Regions from separate parts of the Mus musculus genome. Here region 2 is linked to region 1. Evidence: chromatin loops called from intact Hi-C (ENCODE). Cell type or tissue: heart. All regions are shown on one strand. Links, peaks and the distances in the headings refer to the core of each region. The heading gives the core; the rest is flanking DNA.

The links. Hi-C counts contacts between places; a loop is a spot of excess contacts. Peaks named below come from ENCODE experiments on the same cell type or tissue, not always from the same donor. Only the 100,000 strongest peaks of a DNase experiment are listed, where the experiment ranks them.
Region 2: it touches region 1 in a loop (2.1-fold over the local background); 3 of 42 quality-filtered maps call a loop at or near these places.

What each region holds. Positions count from the first base shown.
Region 1 is chr16:20,716,220-20,719,118 of GRCm38, reverse strand. It overlaps Clcn2 (chloride channel, voltage-sensitive 2), which reads left to right and starts at 2,483. Exons shown (of 24, transcript NM_009900.2): 1 at 2,483-2,899. Polr2h (polymerase (RNA) II (DNA directed) polypeptide H) reads right to left here and starts at 1,293. Exons shown (of 5, transcript NM_145632.2): 1 at 1,125-1,293; 2 at 212-295; 3 at 35-128. The coding sequence starts at 1,197. In heart, for the core only: a CTCF peak has its summit at 1,528 (motif pointing left); DNase peaks (open chromatin) are centred at 1,398 and 2,428; H3K4me3 peaks cover 2,500 bases; H3K27ac peaks cover 2,238 bases.
Region 2 is chr16:21,387,918-21,390,816 of GRCm38, reverse strand. No RefSeq gene overlaps it. Among named protein-coding and RNA genes, the nearest start is that of Gm36224, 2.2 kb to the left of the region's middle. In heart, for the core only: no CTCF peak of the experiment used is centred there; a DNase peak (open chromatin) is centred at 1,306.

The DNA.
Region 1 (2,899 bases), core at 183-2,682:
TCTTATCTTAGTCACTTGTTTACTGCTACCTCACCTGGAAGGCCTGTCATCTGTGGGGTTGTATTCACCATCATCCAAGGTACCATCTTCATACAAAGTACTAGCTATAACCAACCGGAACTTGTCACCTGAATAGAGCAGCAACATCAGGGTAAAGAAGTAGACACCTAAGACCAAAATCCTCTTGCCATTGCCCGTATTCAATACTTACCTAAGTCCACAGGGTAAATCTGAATGTTTACATCTAAGATGAGGTCCATCTTGAAAGATTCACTCTCACAGTGCAGCCGGGATACTGGGGAAGAGTGCATGACAGACATGATTACAAAGTCTATCGATGCCAGCTTGGGGTCAAATGCAAGAGATCAAATCATCTAACATGCACACACCCACCAGCCTCCCACAACTGCAATCAGAATCAGATTCACAAGAGGGAAGAAGGCAGTAACCTCAGCAAGTGACAGGGTCCCAAGCAAGCGGCAAAGCTCCTCCAGCAGTGGCCAGTCTCCAGGCTCTAACTAAAAACGCCTGGATGATTTAGACTAGAGTCTCACTGGTCCTGAGACTTCCTCTTTCTAGCAGGAGACACTGCTGAGGGAATCTGAGGGATGTATTCAAAACTGACATCTGTCTTAAGACATTTGCCTCCAGGCTAAGCGACACCAAGAAGAAACAACTTCCGGATCGTTGGGAAAATAAATACACCAAGCGGTCAACTGAATGAAATTCAGAGAGCTTCGGAAAGAGCTAACTTGTTCTTAGGCTAATACAAAATTATTGGTTAGGAAGGCAGGTAGGTAACTCGCTGCAAGACCTGGGGTAACAAAAGAGATAAGGCACCATCTACTTTTTCCAAGAATAAAGTTCAGAGCACGGTAGAGCACATAATAACTGTGTAGGGAGTTAGAAAGGTTCCCAGGGGTATGCCAGCACCCAGCTAAGGGCCACCCACCGGGCACCAGGCACCGCAAATATAATAGAAAAAGCTGTCTCAAGTTTCTCATTCACGAAAAAAAAAAAAAAACTGTTTCCTGAGGGAGGTACCGAGAGGGTGGGGCGGGCCAGCCACTTGGGGTGGGTGGGCATGTTGGCCACTTCCCTCCTACCGCCCCGACACCGCTTACCTCGGTCAAATTTCTTGCCTTCTGGGTCGATGTCTTTCACATCGAAAATATCCTCGAACAGGATGCCCGCCATCGCGAAGGGCACGAAAGCTGCAGAGGATGTGAGCGCGCGGCCACCACTGGGGATTCGCGCACCCCCTCACGTGGAGAAAAGTAAGACAGGGCAGAGTACCGCCCCAAAAGCGGCAACGAGGCCGAGGGCGCGTGCGCACGGGCTGCAGTCACGCAGCCACTTCCGCTGCCTCCTTCTCGGGGCTTCTTCACTTCCGCCGGGAAGGGCCACCTCCGAGGTGCTCGGGCCTTGTGGGCGAGTCTCAAAACTCGGTGACTCCGTCCAAGGCGGGGACAGATTAAGTCCCACCTCCGACGGGGTACCGCGCTGCGCCCGGCTCGACGGCGCCCTCTTCAGACTGTGGATCCCAAAGCGTGGAAAGCTTGGGGGCCTAACCCAGCCAGGAACCTTGATCCTTGGCCCAGAGAAGCCCGGCCCTAGCCCTTCCCTGAAGTCCGCGTGCCGGCCGAGGGCACAGTCCGCGCTGCAGGCAGGTGGAGCAGAACCCCGCCCGCAGAGCACCAGCCCTCCAGGACCCGGTGCCCAGCCCCTCAGACTGTCACCAAGATCCCCAAAGCTGGTGCGAGCTGGCTCGGACCAGCTAGACATCACCGGAGCCGGGTGCGTCCGGTTTGGGAATTTGCCATGATGTCACTCTCGGGGAAAGGAAAGCCCGCATTGTGCCCTCCCCTGGGGCTTCACCTCCTCGCCACTCCCGTCTTCCCTTGGCCCTGCTTGGCACTAGCCTCACACTGATCCCCTAGAACACTGCCAACTGAACTTGGTACTGCCTGTCACCCCACTATACCACCCTCTTCTGGACACTGAAGTGCGCCTTTCACTGGGAGGCGACAGCTCGCAATACCTTCTTTCTAGGTGCTACCTCCTCTCATTACAGCCCCTGTGCTGGGCACCCTCTTGTTTCTTGAATGAGTCTTCATCCTGGTACTATTCTTTCTCCACAGATTTCTGGACACTGTCCTCTCCAGTGGCTCCAACCTAACGCTGCCCATCCTCTTTGTGCCCTCGACACCTTCTTCTTGTCCTTCCCAGGACCCCGAAAGACAATGTGGAGCCTCAGTAGGCCGTTTCCTCAGGGCGTCAGCAGCTACTCAAATTCCCCCTTAAGCGGTGCCTGGGAGGAGCGACCTCTGCTCCCCCCCCCCCCCACACACACACACACACCCGCCTCCCAGGAGCGGCCTCCCCCGCACCAATAGCTCCCTTCCCTCGGGCCTCACCCCTTCCCGTCCCCTCCCACCTCCACCTCCGCCCCTCTTTCCAGGCCTAGCCATTCCAGGTGCACCTTCCCGGGGGAACCCGGAGGAAAGGAAGGAGAAAGGGAGGCAAGGAGGGAGCCGGCTCTCGGGCATCCTCCCAGATGCGTCTGAGCCGCCTGAAAGTGTGAAGCAGAGGCTGCCCCTGTCCGGTCTGGCTTAGAGAGCCCGAATTAGCTTTTGTCAGTAGCCCCCTACCCCAGTTCAAGAGTCCCCACATCTCCAGCCCCTCCCGCACAACGCTGCAGCCGCGGGAGAGCCCGTCCCTTCCACGTGCCAGCAGACCCGCCCCCGCCCGGCCCCCGCACCCTCAGGGCGCTGGGTTAATCCCGGGCCTCCGTGGCGAAGGGGTGCGAGATCGTGTTTCAAGCGCCCCCTGCCGCCTCTCCGGACACCAGGAGGCGGCCCCAATGCAGACCCCGGCCGGGCAGGGACGCCCCTGCAGA
Region 2 (2,899 bases), core at 99-2,598, 670 kb before region 1:
GAGCTCTCACCAGTTCCATTTGGAGTCTACTAAAACAGAAATGGTGGTCTGCTCTGGATGAGAGCAGGGGTGGGGGCTGGGGCTGGGGCTGGGGCTGGGGCTGGGGCTGGGGCTGGGGCTGGGGCTGGGGCTGGGGCTGGGGCTGGGGCTGGGGCTGGGGCTGGGGCTGGGGCTGGGGCTAGGCAGGGAAACTGCCCTTATGGAAACTGTTGCTCCTATATGGGGTCATTTCACAACAGATACTCCTGAATGGTATATACCAGAGGCTGATGTGGGAACAGGAGACGCAGCACCAACAAGCAAAAACATCAGGTCTCACCTCAGACTGTCTGTGCATGGTCTTCTAGAGAAGAAAATCAGGGACTGGAGAGATGGCTCAGTAGTTCAGAGCACTGACTGCTCTTCCTGAGGTCCTGAGTTCAATTCCCAGCAACCACATGGTAGCTCACAGCTATCTGTAATGGGATCTGATGCCCTCTTTGGCTATGTCTGGAGACAGCTACAGTGTACTCATATAAATAAAATAAATCTTATTTAAAAGAGAAAAGAAAAGAAGATCAGAGATTATAATTACCAGTTTATGGAAGGGTTGGGTTTGCTCAGGGATGAGTTGCTTCCGGGACCTCAAGACAGAGCTAGTTCAACAGAGATCCCAACTCCTAGGGCTGAAGTTCAGGTAAGACATATAGACAAAGTCAGCATTACTCTGGAAAAAAACATGGAGGGGTGAGAATCATGAAGGACTTAAAGAGCAATGCCGATGCAGATGAGCTGGGTCAGGAAGGAGGGAACAGCACTGCAGCGAACAGGAGATGCCCAGAGAAAGGGGTACTCCAAAGGGCCAGTAACAGCATTGGTAAAGCCCAGAATGTGTCCTTCTGAAGCTCTATTGGGGGACCACCTGGGATCATGACCAGCAAGATGGGGGAGGGAAGTTAACAGGAACTAGCGCAGCTAGGCCAAAGGCACGGCCTGGAAGCGGTGGCCATGCAGGGTTTGCCAGTACAGAGCCCATGGCAAGTCTTCAGCAGACAGGAGTTGCTTTTCAATCCCACATTCCAGGGGAGTCAAAGGCGTCTTAGGTAAGAAAATGGCTAGGGATGGCGAGCTCTTCTGGTTACAGAGTGCATACTATGTAGCAGACCCGGTAGCAAGTGTGAAGGATACAATAGTAAAAAGGCCCTGCCCTCCTCCCTGGGAGGATCTGCCATTCTGAAGGCCAGGGCTGCAAAAGCTCTTGGCAGGGTGCCTCTGGGGCTGTGATCTCTGGAGGCCCTTTCTTCCCAACTCCTTGGCCCAGCACCTCAGAAGGGTCATTTCTTCTGTGGACTTAAGAATCTTAAGTCAGGCAGACACCCTGTTGGGAGGGGAGGAGGGCTGTGTGTACAGAGCTGACTCTTAGAAACAAACAGCAGCCTAGTGCCAAGAGGCTTCAGAGGGGCGGAGAGCCTTTTGTTTTGTTTTTAGCAGAAGGGAAGAAGTGCTCTTTGGCCTCCCAGACCATTCTGAGTCTGTTTTTTATTATTTATTTATATTTCACATCCTCTTTTTTTTTTAAAAGATTTTTTTATTATTATACCTACGCACACTGTAGCTGTCTTCAGGCACATCAGAAGAGGGTGTCAGACCTCATTATGGATGGTTGTGAGCCACCATGTGGTTGCTGGGATTTGAACTCAGGACCTTCGGAAGAGCAGTCAGTGCTCTTAACCGCTGAGCCATCTCTCCAGCCCCCAATTTCATATCCTCTTACATTGAGGTCATCCTGCCTCCATTCCCAGCCTGGGCTGCCTTCCTATCTCTCTTACACACACACACACACACACACACACACACACACACACACACACACACATCCTTTCCTCTGTCCCATTTGACAGTCACTTTCTGGAGGACAGACAGTAAAAGGGAGGACGGGGAGCATGCCTGACTCGGCCTAGCACACAGTGGGCTTTCATGCAGGAAAGGAGGAAGCACACGGGCTTCATTTTTCTTACCCCTCAAGGCCTGTTGGGGAAGGCCTTGCTACCATGAACCCAGAAGGCAGACCCACAGAGAAGGAGCACAGGGCCTCTGCTGATGCCCAGCAGTGGGCAGGGAGGCCACATCCGGGTCTGAGCTTCGTTTCCTGCTTTCAGCCATGACACTTGGCCTGAGTGTAGCCCCCATGGTGTTCCAGAGTGAGAGGAGGTTTGAAACCCTACTGGCAGCCCTAGGGGTAGTCTTAACTGTCCTCCTGATAGGTCTTGGTCATTCCCCAGGAGTCAGGGGCAGCAAAGCAAAGGGCTCCTCTTCTCTGACAGGACGCTGTGCTAGATAGAGGCTGTAGAGAGCAGAGCTGAGGCCACAGCCCCAGTCCAGGAAGGTGGCTCCTTAAGGATCTGTCCCTGGGTGAAATTCAGTTAACCTGGAGGGAGAAATTCGTTCTCTCTCAAGCGAGAGCTGAGTGGCAGGTCGCATATGTCTTTTATTAATAAAAAATGAGAAAATTGAATCATTACTATGCAATTGTAGTTCATTTGCTAGGCCAACTCCTTCAAAGCCTGGATGCCAGGCTAGGGCACCGGAGGGATGAGAGGGACCTTGGTATGAACTGCTTGGACAGCACCTGTGTAGGAGGCACCTCAGGCAGCTGCAAAAGGAGCCATGCTTGTGAGAATCTCAGAGCTTCCAGACTGCACCATAGCCCTGGCGCCAGCTCCAGAGGCCAGGTGACCCTCCTGGAAGTACCCTTCTTCTCTCTCTCTCTCTCTCTCTCTCTCTCTCTCTCTCTCTCTCTCCCCCCTTCTTTTTCCTTTTCAGGAAGTCAGAGCTCATATTCCCATGCTGTTGACTTACACAGTTGTTCTGGGAATCAAATGACAGGCTCCATGAACTGTTTTTCCTTCATCCGCAACCA